Regions from separate parts of the Homo sapiens genome. Here region 1 is linked to region 2. A link is a loop called in an ENCODE intact Hi-C map of the cell type or tissue named here. Cell type or tissue: PC-3. All regions are shown on one strand. Region 1 overlaps DNAH8 (dynein axonemal heavy chain 8). Region 2 overlaps DNAH8 (dynein axonemal heavy chain 8).

The links. A loop is a pair of places that touch in the nucleus more often than their neighbours do. Peaks named below come from ENCODE experiments on the same cell type or tissue, not always from the same donor. Only the 100,000 strongest peaks of a DNase experiment are listed, where the experiment ranks them.
Region 1: it touches region 2 in a loop (2.0-fold over the local background); 1 of 110 quality-filtered maps calls a loop at or near these places.

Annotation. Positions count from the first base shown.
Region 1 is chr6:38,869,284-38,874,283 of GRCh38, reverse strand. It overlaps DNAH8 (dynein axonemal heavy chain 8), which reads right to left. Exons shown (of 93, transcript NM_001206927.2): 49 at 3,722-3,883; 50 at 1,502-1,748; 51 at 1,137-1,378; 52 at 908-1,048. Among named protein-coding and RNA genes, the nearest start is that of DNAH8-AS1, 81 kb to the left of the region's middle. In PC-3, a CTCF peak has its summit at 2,129; a DNase peak (open chromatin) is centred at 2,113.
Region 2 is chr6:38,811,237-38,816,236 of GRCh38, reverse strand. DNAH8 (dynein axonemal heavy chain 8) reads right to left here. Exons shown (of 93, transcript NM_001206927.2): 25 at 2,108-2,183; 26 at 580-769. Among named protein-coding and RNA genes, the nearest start is that of DNAH8, 98 kb to the right of the region's middle. In PC-3, no CTCF peak of the experiment used is centred here; a DNase peak (open chromatin) is centred at 2,556; H3K4me3 peaks cover 1,675 bases; H3K27ac peaks cover 2,216 bases; H3K27me3 peaks cover 825 bases.

The sequences.
Region 1 (5,000 bases), 58 kb before region 2:
GAGGGGAGGGAAGGGGAGGGAAGGGAAGGGAAGGGAAGGGGAGGGAGGGGAGAAAGAGAGAGCGAGAGAGAAAGAAAGAAAGAGAGAAAGAAAGAGAGAGAGAAAGAAAGAAAGAGAGAAGGAGGAAGGAAGGAAGGAGAAAGAGAAAGAAAGAAAGAGAGAAGGAGGAAGGAAGGAAGGAGAAAGAGAAAGAAAGAAAGAAAGAAAGAAAGAAAAAGAAAGAAAGAAAGAAAGAAAGAAAGAAAAGAAAAGAAAAAGGGAAAGAAAGAGGAAAGGAAGGAAGAAAGGGAAAAAACAATGCTACAACTACTTGTCAGATAATTTTTATTTAAAGATTTTCCTTACCTGTTATATGCTAAATTTCCAAAGCCAAAATTGCCTCCCAAGTTTTCTTGATTGCAACAGGCCCCTTTCTGTTCTTTCCCACGAAGCTACCAACTTTATTTATTTTTATTTACTTATTTATTTATTTTGAGACAGGGTCTCACTCTGTCGCCCCAGCTGGAGTGCAGGGGTGTGTGTGTGTGTGTGTGTGTGTGTGTGTGTGTGTGTGTGTAGGTGTATGTGTTATTTTTTATTTATTTTAAAATTTAATTAATTACTATATTTTATTGACTGTCATTATTATACACACTTTATGGGACAGGTCACTAAACCTGACAATGGGAAAGATAGTTCATTCCCCTTCCTCTGACAACATCCCTCTGGGAAGTGAAAATAATAGAGAAAACAGTAAGATCATTAAGAAGATCTTTAATAGAAATCAAAATTATCAGAGCTTTTACAGCCACATCATCAAATGATTTTTATGGACTGTCTGAACTTTCTATTTCAGATGGCTGTAAACTGCAACTGAGTGAAAAAAAAATCAAAATCGAAGTAGTAAATGTACAAAAAAAAATCTTACTTGCACAATATAGTTGCACTCCAAGAGCTGCATTTTGGGATTGAGATTTAGCTTCATATATGTGTATGTATCTTCAAAGACTTTCTCATACAGTGTCAGGAATACAGCAGCTTCCTGTGCAGTGCGTTTCTTCAACCATGCCTGCAACAAAGAAACAGAATCTGTGTTTATTGAGAAAGTGAAACGTGGAGAGACTCTGAGGGTTCTTCTTCCCATCTCTCTGCCCCACCTGTAAGATTGGCCTCCAGCTGAGAGCAGAGCTGCTGATATAGACCATGCCCATCCTAGAAACCGTGGCAGGAGAGGCGTTCTCGATATTGTGGACTTCAAACAGAAGCTTACAACTAGGGGCCATGGGAATGCGATCTCCATTAGCTAACGTCAGAGTTTTATTGTCATCCAAAACGGAATTTAAGTTCTCAATCCAGATGGCATCCACAGGACCATCTAAAATGAGGAAAATGTTTTCACCTGAAAATAATTAAAACAGAAAATCACTTTTCACTTGCAAGTAATTAAAATGGAAAAATCAAAAAAATACTGTGTTAATACGCTAGCAGGGAAAAAATGATCACAAAGGAGGTTTGTGTATACCTTTTTTAGCTTTTAATGTTTTTCTCCACAGAGTAGAAAAAATCCCATCTGTCCAGTCATTGGTAGCAGTGTCCAGTCTGCCAAACATCTGAGGTGCAGTAATGGCTTTTGGATTCATTCGCATTTCTCTATGAGGCCTTCCGCATTCTGTTTGCGCCTTCATTAGAATCGTGATAACGGTTGTCTTTCCAGAACCACTGGGCCCAAGAGTCATCAAGCCATGCCGTACCAAAGACGTCTCATATAACTACACAATTAACCAGTAAATTAAAATATGTAATTTATGAGTCTCTTGCTGACATTCATAGTAGCTACTTGAAGATTAAAGGCTTTAATAAGCTCTTCATTAACGTAACTAGTTCACTATTTTTAAGTTGTAAAAAATGTTGTTTTACTAGATGTGCATAGCAAATGAGCACCACGTTATAAAACGATATGTGCTAAAGTAATAACAATGTGGAGCTTGAATTACATTTTGGAAATAATTAACTCAGCATCTAGTTTTTGCTTCTTGCGTGATGATTCCCTGTGATTTTGGCTTGTTGGTCTATAACCAGCAGTTGTTCCATGCGCAAACTTTCTCGGCATCCAATGTGATGATATCGCCCCTTAGTGGTGGAAAGCAGCAACGCAGAGCATCACAGTGAAGATCCGTTTCAAAGGGGCCTTCTAATTCCCCAGAAGTACATCATGAATGAGGATTCCTGTGCAAGTGATTTATTCAGGTAGTGCTCCCAGGAGAAACCAGTAAGAGAAGAGGAAAGCAGGACAGGAATGGGAAGAAGCCAAGCAAGGTGTGATTGAGGACAAAGCCCTGTAGAGGACAGACTTGAGCCTGATCCCTCGGGAGACTGGAGTGTAACTTACACCTCAAAGATTGCTCCACCTGGAACCAGGCAAGCTTGACTTTCCTACTCCATCAACTCTTAGAGACGTTTGTTTGGGGGTGGATGGGAAATAAACTCCCGTGCAGCACCTACTCTTTGTGCCTGCCAACAAAATGGCTCCAGGCCTCCTTTTGCTATTAGAAGCGAAAACACACAGAAGCTGGGCAGGGGCACGTGGAAATGGTACAAGAGATTCGAGGAGACATGCTAGGATCATGGACAGCCGCTGCTATAACATCCCGTCTGCAGTTTTCTCATTAAAAAAATTAAGAAGTCAAAGGTCTGACAGCTGATCAGAGGGAGAGTGAGTTATTCTCCTAACATTTTGGACAGAAATGTATTACCATTGTAAACTATAGTTTAAAAGCAACAGAGGCACTGTTCCTGACATGTTCAAGAGCAATGTTATTGACATCAACAAAGAACCCAAAATTCTAGTCGCCACCCATTGAGATGGCAAGAATTTTAAAACTCAGTATACTGTATGCATATCATATATAAAATCATGTTTTCCCAGAAATTTTTTAAACTCTTAAAATGGTTTCCAGTACATGAATGATGAAAAAGACTTTTCCCCCATGCACATATTTCTTTGTAAGATTTGGATGTATCTCAGATACTTGCACATCTTATAATCTGGCAAGAACAGTAAGTTAAAATAAGAATCGTTATATTAATATTTCAAATGCAGTTTTCAACAATGTCCACAATTTCAGCTCCTTAATTTTCCAAAAGCTCTGGAAAATATTCCCAAAGCATCAAGCTCATAGAGATTTAATCCTGTGTCTCTGCTACAAGTTCTTGATTCTACTGGTAATCCAATCAAGTGGTTAGATGGTTGTCACAAGGATGAAATGTGATGAACAGAAAGACACCAACATATGCAGTCAAAAGATTCAGGTTTTAGTGTAGGTGAAGGATATAACATGTCCACACACAAAGCAGGAGCAAAATAGCACTCCCAGATTCCTCAGGCTCTGCACTCCACTGAGGCACCCAGCTGCAGCCAGTACTATCAGATTGGCACAAGAAGACATCTGCGTTGTTCCGTTCCCCTAGAGTTTTTATAACCTACTATTTCCGCCCAACATTGTCACCAGGTATAAGTAAAAACTGCAGTAAATTACTGCTTGATTACTGTGAGGCAGGGTAAATCCATACTATCTTCCTAGGACCACCACATCCTTCCAAGTATTCTTTTTGCAATGATGTATATATGATGTTTTCATTTAACATTTACATCAAGTAAGACTAACTATGAGTTTTTCTATTCAGACAGGAATGTTTAACACATACTTATCATTATACTAATAATAGATTAAAATGTCTTTACCTGCACGAGTTTCAGGTTCCAGGGTGGATGGTTAATCAAACCCTCTATCTGAACCTGATGGGCTACTGCGTTTTGCAGTTCTGCATAAGTATTACTATCCAGTTGCAGTCCTGGGAACAGGTCATTGATTAAGCTGAGGAACAGGGGTTCATCTTCATCAACCTAAGGTGGCATAGTTTAAAATAAATTTACTCATTCAGTCAACAAACATTTATCAGCTAGCTGGGATGTGCATAGTACTTATCACTTCATCCCCAGAGAACCATTTATTACTCTCCTAATCAGGCTTGTATTCTCTAGTACTTTCTCCAGAATATCACTGATATGGTTTGGCTGTGTCCCTACCCAAATCTCATCTGGAATCGTAGCTCCCATAACTCCCACGTGTCGTGGGAGGGACCCAGTGAGAGGTAATTGTATCATGGGGGCAAGTCTTTCCCTGCTGTTCTTATGATAGTGAATAAGTCTCACAAGATCTGATGGTTTTGTAAACGGGAGTTCCCTTGCACATGCTCTCTTGCCTGCCGCCATGTAAAGACGTGACTTTGCTCCTCATTCACCTCCCAGCATGATTGTGAGGCCTCCCCAGCCATGTGGAACTGTGAGTTCATCAAACCTCTTTCCTTTATAAATTGTCTTTATTAACAGTGTGAGAACAGACTAATACAATCACCACTGAATCTATATTGTACCCAAAGTTCGTTAGCATTCAATGTGTTCTACAATCCTGCCCCAGTCTACTGCTCCAAAGTACGACCTCATTACTTTATCACATGAATCTTTGCTTCTCACAGTGGCATTTGCATTAACCTTAAAAATGATAATTTGTAGTCCCAACCCCATGAAATTAAAGAACGGATATTTTATTTAAATTGGGGAAATAGCCATAACCCTGCATGACTTCATCCAACAATGGCTGCAAAAGTCCATCAGGGCAGTGTTCTGAGCCTTTCTTATAAGCAGTAGGTTTGAGTACACTGACTCCAATCCTTGCTTGCAATGTCTTTAATGCATAGATTGCCCTGTTCCCAACATCTGACCCCTTATGATTTCTCTTTATTCTCTAGGGCTTTGCTGATGCTTTCTTGAGTACTTGTCTAGGAATTTCCAAAATACCATTATCTAAGGGAGGCTTAGACTGCACTCCAGCCTGGGTGACTTAGGGAGTCTAAGCCTCCATTACAGTCCATGTTGGTCATACAGGCAGTGAGGTATACTGGCAGGAGCAGTGGATTTGGCACCAGAAAATCTTATAAATTTTTGTCCCCTCTTCTCAGCT
Region 2 (5,000 bases):
GTGAAGGGAGGGAGAGCATCAGGAAAAATAGCTAATGCATGCTTGCTTAACACCTATGTGATGGGTTGATAGGTGCAGCAAACCACCATGGCACATGTTTACCTATGTAACAAACCTACACATCCTGCACATGTACCCTAGAACTAAAATAAAATAAAATAAAATAAAATAAAACAAAATAAAATAAAATAAAAAAGAAACCAGTTTCTTTCTATACAGGAAGTGTCAAAAAAATGTTCATAACATTTTGGGTCACTATCATATCATATTCATAACTACTTAAGTGACGAATTTATGTTTACCTTAAGTTTATCCAACCTACTATCATGCAGAAAGTAAAATTAGTGCTAAGGTTTATTTTAATTTTTAACTTAAGATCATCATAGTAGAAAAGTGATTTAAAAATCCTTTTCACCCACCACCCAAAGCCAGGAAAAAATGCCTGCACGTTATGTTTAAGATGAAACATACTATTTTTTAAATGCAAAAGGTATCAAACATATAAAATAATTTAAAAATCTATATGCTATCAAATCCAAAAAGGATCAGTAAGATCATTGACTAATTTTACATTCTTACTTTCTTCCTTCTTCAGCAGTTTTCCTGTGTTTTGATGGGTCACGTCAGTAGTGGTGGGGCTGGGAATGACAGACTTGATGGGACGGATTTGCTGTTGCCCCCAGTGAGCCACTCCTCTGCTGACCTCCAGGGTTAACTGGATCATACGGTTAATGGCTTGTTGAATGTCATCCAAACTAGGAATCATCACCTGTGGAAAGAAGAAACAAATGTGTAATACTGCCGGCACATACAGTCCATCCCTCAATTTTCACCACCTCCATTCCCCACTGAGTGGGGCAAGCCTCGGCTGGCCCAGTGCAAGGCTGATTTGAGGGGGAGAATGATAGAGGAAGATGGGGAGGATGCAGATTTTCTCTATCCTGAAGTTTTCCCGCTATCGATTCCTGCAAGCCTCATTACACCACGAGCTAATGCGGACGTAACTTTTTAATAACAGATAGAAATGACATTTTGATTTTGTTAAAAAGGTCAAACTAGTACTTGTCATCCTTTTCCCCATGAGGGTGGCAGAATGCAGTGGGAAATTACAGACTATGTGTTAGAGATCTATGAAACAAAGTAACTGAAGAAGCTACACCACCAAGATTCTGACCTCAGTTCTTTGAAATGTGCCAAATAAGCTAAGAAGGTATCCTTCAGGAGGTCAGACCATGTAAAGGTGGTTTTAGGTGAGTCACGGACCGTTTCTGCCTGGCCTTATCCTTTGACCCATCGCAGAATGCAGCTCAGCCATCCCATGTGGCTTGGAGTTCCAGATGCCCATCAGCAGCTGGGGTAGTTGTAAAGATAAGTGCCATGGGAAGACACGGGTGATTCAGATGCTCAGGGCACAGGCTCTTTTTGTCTTTCTCTTCTGCCATCCTTACCTTAGTGCGTTGCCTCACAGTCATGTGTTTGAGGTAGGGATCTGGACAACTGTGATGATTTTATTTAGATAATTTAATGTCTGAAGTAAGAAAAAGCAAGGCAATTTGTAGGGTGCTTGCTAACTGCTGGCAGAACAGATGCCTAACTCAATTCTTTCACGAGTCCTTCAATACATCATGAGCTAATACAGAAGTAACTTTTTTTTTTTTGACAGAGTCTTGCTCTGTCGCCCAGGCTGGAGTGCAGTGGCATGATCTCAGCTCACTGCAACCTCCACCTCCCAGGTTCAAGCAATTCTCCTGCCTCAGCCTCCCAAGTAGCTGGGACTACAGGCACCTACCACCACAACTGGCTAATTTTTGTATTTTTAGTGGAGACGGGGTTTCACCATGTTGGCCAGGATGGTCTCAAACTCCTGACGTCAGGTGCTCCACCCGCCTTGGCCTCCCAAAGTGTTGGGATTACAGGCGTGAGCCACTGCACCCATCCCAGAAGTAGCTTTTTCATAACAGATATAAATGACATTTCCAATTTGTTAAATAGTGAGGGAAAGTGAAAAAAGACATAGGACCAAAATGTTACCTAAATGAAAGCTCAGTTCTAGTACTATACTTCTTAAGCACCTTATCAAATTATCAGTGTATTTAATAATACTTACCACATTAGGAATTGCAAGATGTACTTCACTTTTTATAAAGGAAATAATATCTTCTGACTGCTTTCGCCCATAAAGGCTGCAATGAGATGGACATTTAGCTGATGAACCTTACCCTAAAATTTCATTGTTAGTTTATTATGCTACAAAATTCAGTCCGAACAATAAAGATCATTTTTAAAAGGCCAAATTACACAAAGAGAATATTACTTATAACAGAACCCTAAATTGCAGAGAACTAAGAAAATACAATGACCCAATAGTCTTAGAAGTAAAATAGTAATCTCATATACATTTTCTACTATTTTAATGTTGTTCTTTCTCAGTAATAACCTTTAACAATGTTTACTAAAGGCATTCTTTGTTCCCAGCCCTGCAACAGATACAAGATGAGATCACCAGCATATACTTTTATATGCTTCTTTATCTATATTTTCACAAGATTAAACAGGAAGTTTCTGGTCCATGCTTTCCAAAAACCGCGTTGTTAAACAATATCACTCATGCACAGACAGCAGCACAGACGCCTGAGTCCAGTTATGAAGGACACATGCAGAGCTGCAAATTAGTCTGGCTAGCATAGCTCCCTCTGTCTTAACCTCCACCCCTATCCCAGGCAAAATTATAATAAATGTAAACTGTCCATTCTCTTTTTCTCTGGGAGTGCAAGAAATACCGTCATTACTGAAAACTTACACCTCCATTTCTAAATACAAGCAGATGGGGGGTGGGAGGGGATCACAAGAAACATAGAGGCCACAGTTCAAAAGTGAAGACCCAACTTTTAGCACTCAGGGCCAATGGTTCCCAGATAAACGTATTATTGGAAAGGACTGAACAAAAAGAAAGCAAGCAAACAAAACCCCTCAATTCATAGTGTCCCAGTGAAATTCAAGATGTTGCAATAAAATTAGTGTGGGCATTGATTCAAAGTGTGTAATTTGAGAATAAGAAAGAGTTTTCATAAAGTATAAAGGAACAGTTGAATAATAAAGGCAGTGAACAGTGCACTAGATCATTTGGTACCTTATATAGCAAATTAGAGAATCAGCTGAAGGTATTCTCCAAAATTTCAGGTGCAAAATACAAAGAGAGAGAAAATACTTAGAGAAAAGGTAAGAATAAGTAACATTTATTGAATGTTTTAATGTATGCCAGCCACTTTCCATAGATTACCAGTTCATGTTCACATTAATTCTGTGAGGCAGACCCTACGATTATTATTCTTTCCATATTGTAGATAAGGAAACCAAGGTAGGGAGAGGCTAAGTAATTTCCAGAGAGTCACTCCGCTCAGAGATGCTTACTACCTAGATACGGCACGTGAATACTGTGTAGATATGGGAAATTAAAGCAAAGCACTCCTTTAACCTTAAGAATAGGCTTTTTTTTTTCATCTTCAAGAGATTCTCTAGGTGCCTGACAGGATTAATGGGGGGAAATCCACCTGCATCTAAACATACAATTTGTGAATTTCAAGAATAAAAGAGAAATCCTGTCAGCATCAAAACAAATACAAGTTGTTAGTTGGAAAGGAAAATCGGATTCGCAGCAGAACTCTCCTCTAAAAACTGAAACCAAAGAAGCCAATGGAGCAGCCTCTGTAGAGCGTGACAGAAAGGGATTCTGATCCCAGAAGACCAAGCTAGCGTTCGTGTGTGGGCATAAGAGAAAGACATTTTAGACAAGTAAGGGTTTTTAGTACTATCCTCATGTATGCCTCCTCAAAAATTGCTAAATTGCCGCAGAACTTGTAAATCAATGTAGCATAGTGAGTTCATACTTCAAAAAAGCTTCTTTTTGCCAAACTCATCACAATCATGGATGGGAGATAAAGGACATGAGAATGCTCAAATACAAGGTAAGCATCTCCATGAAGTAGAAATGGAGAGAAACTCAAGGACAGCCTAGCCAGGGTTCCGGGCTGGAAAGAGGCAGTGACCGTGGGGAGGTTGGCTCTGGTGGAATATAGAGGATGGACAGGACTCAATGAGGGATGGGGCCTCGGCCAGCCTCACTACTTAAGGCCAAAAACTAAGATGATGCTCTCCCATCTGTCTTGCAGATGATGCTGCAAGACAAAATGCGTCAACTTACTTCCTGCAGCTATGGCTTTTCCAGGAGATGCAGACCTGGGGCAAAAGAAGCACATCCACAAATTCCCTGATAAGTAACTAAGTTAGGCTACCCGTGTGCTCCCTAGCCAAACCTGCCATACCCCCAGTATCTCTCCAGGGGCCAGTAACTGTGAAGAAATAAGACCTGGTTCTGTACTCAGGGTTCCAAGTGTCATTTAGAGGCAAAAGTGAAACTCATAGATAGGGAGAGAGAGAAGGAAAAAGAAACACAAAAACAAAGCTCTCGCTCAAAGAGAGCCTGCACATTAAAACCCAAGTATGCGTGAATATGTCTAAGGGTAAGAAAGAGAGCTAACGAAATCCAAAAACGAAACAGAAACTCACTCTAGATAAAAATTAATGTCCAGATAACAAGCTCTAAAGTAAGGGAAAATGTTCAGTGATATATGAAGACTCTTCCAAAAAAATAAAAAATTTGCTAAACTAAAAAGGCAGAAATAATACCATATCTGGAGGATAAGGAAAAAGTATTTTTTCTTGAAATATTTAAGATGCCACAGATGACAAAATCTTTAGAATAGATACAGAGATACTGCCCATAATGTAGTTCAGAAAGGCAAAAAGATAACATAGATGACAGAGTCATTAGGAGACAACGAGAAGAGAATGAGAAGCCCCAACATATGAAATAACCACATGTCCAGTGTGCCCAGGACAGTTCCAGATTCACTGTGTCCTGGCACCTCATCTGGACAGTGCTCCTTCACTCACAAAAGTTCCATAGTTGGAACAATAAGTTATGTGGTCATTCTACCCAA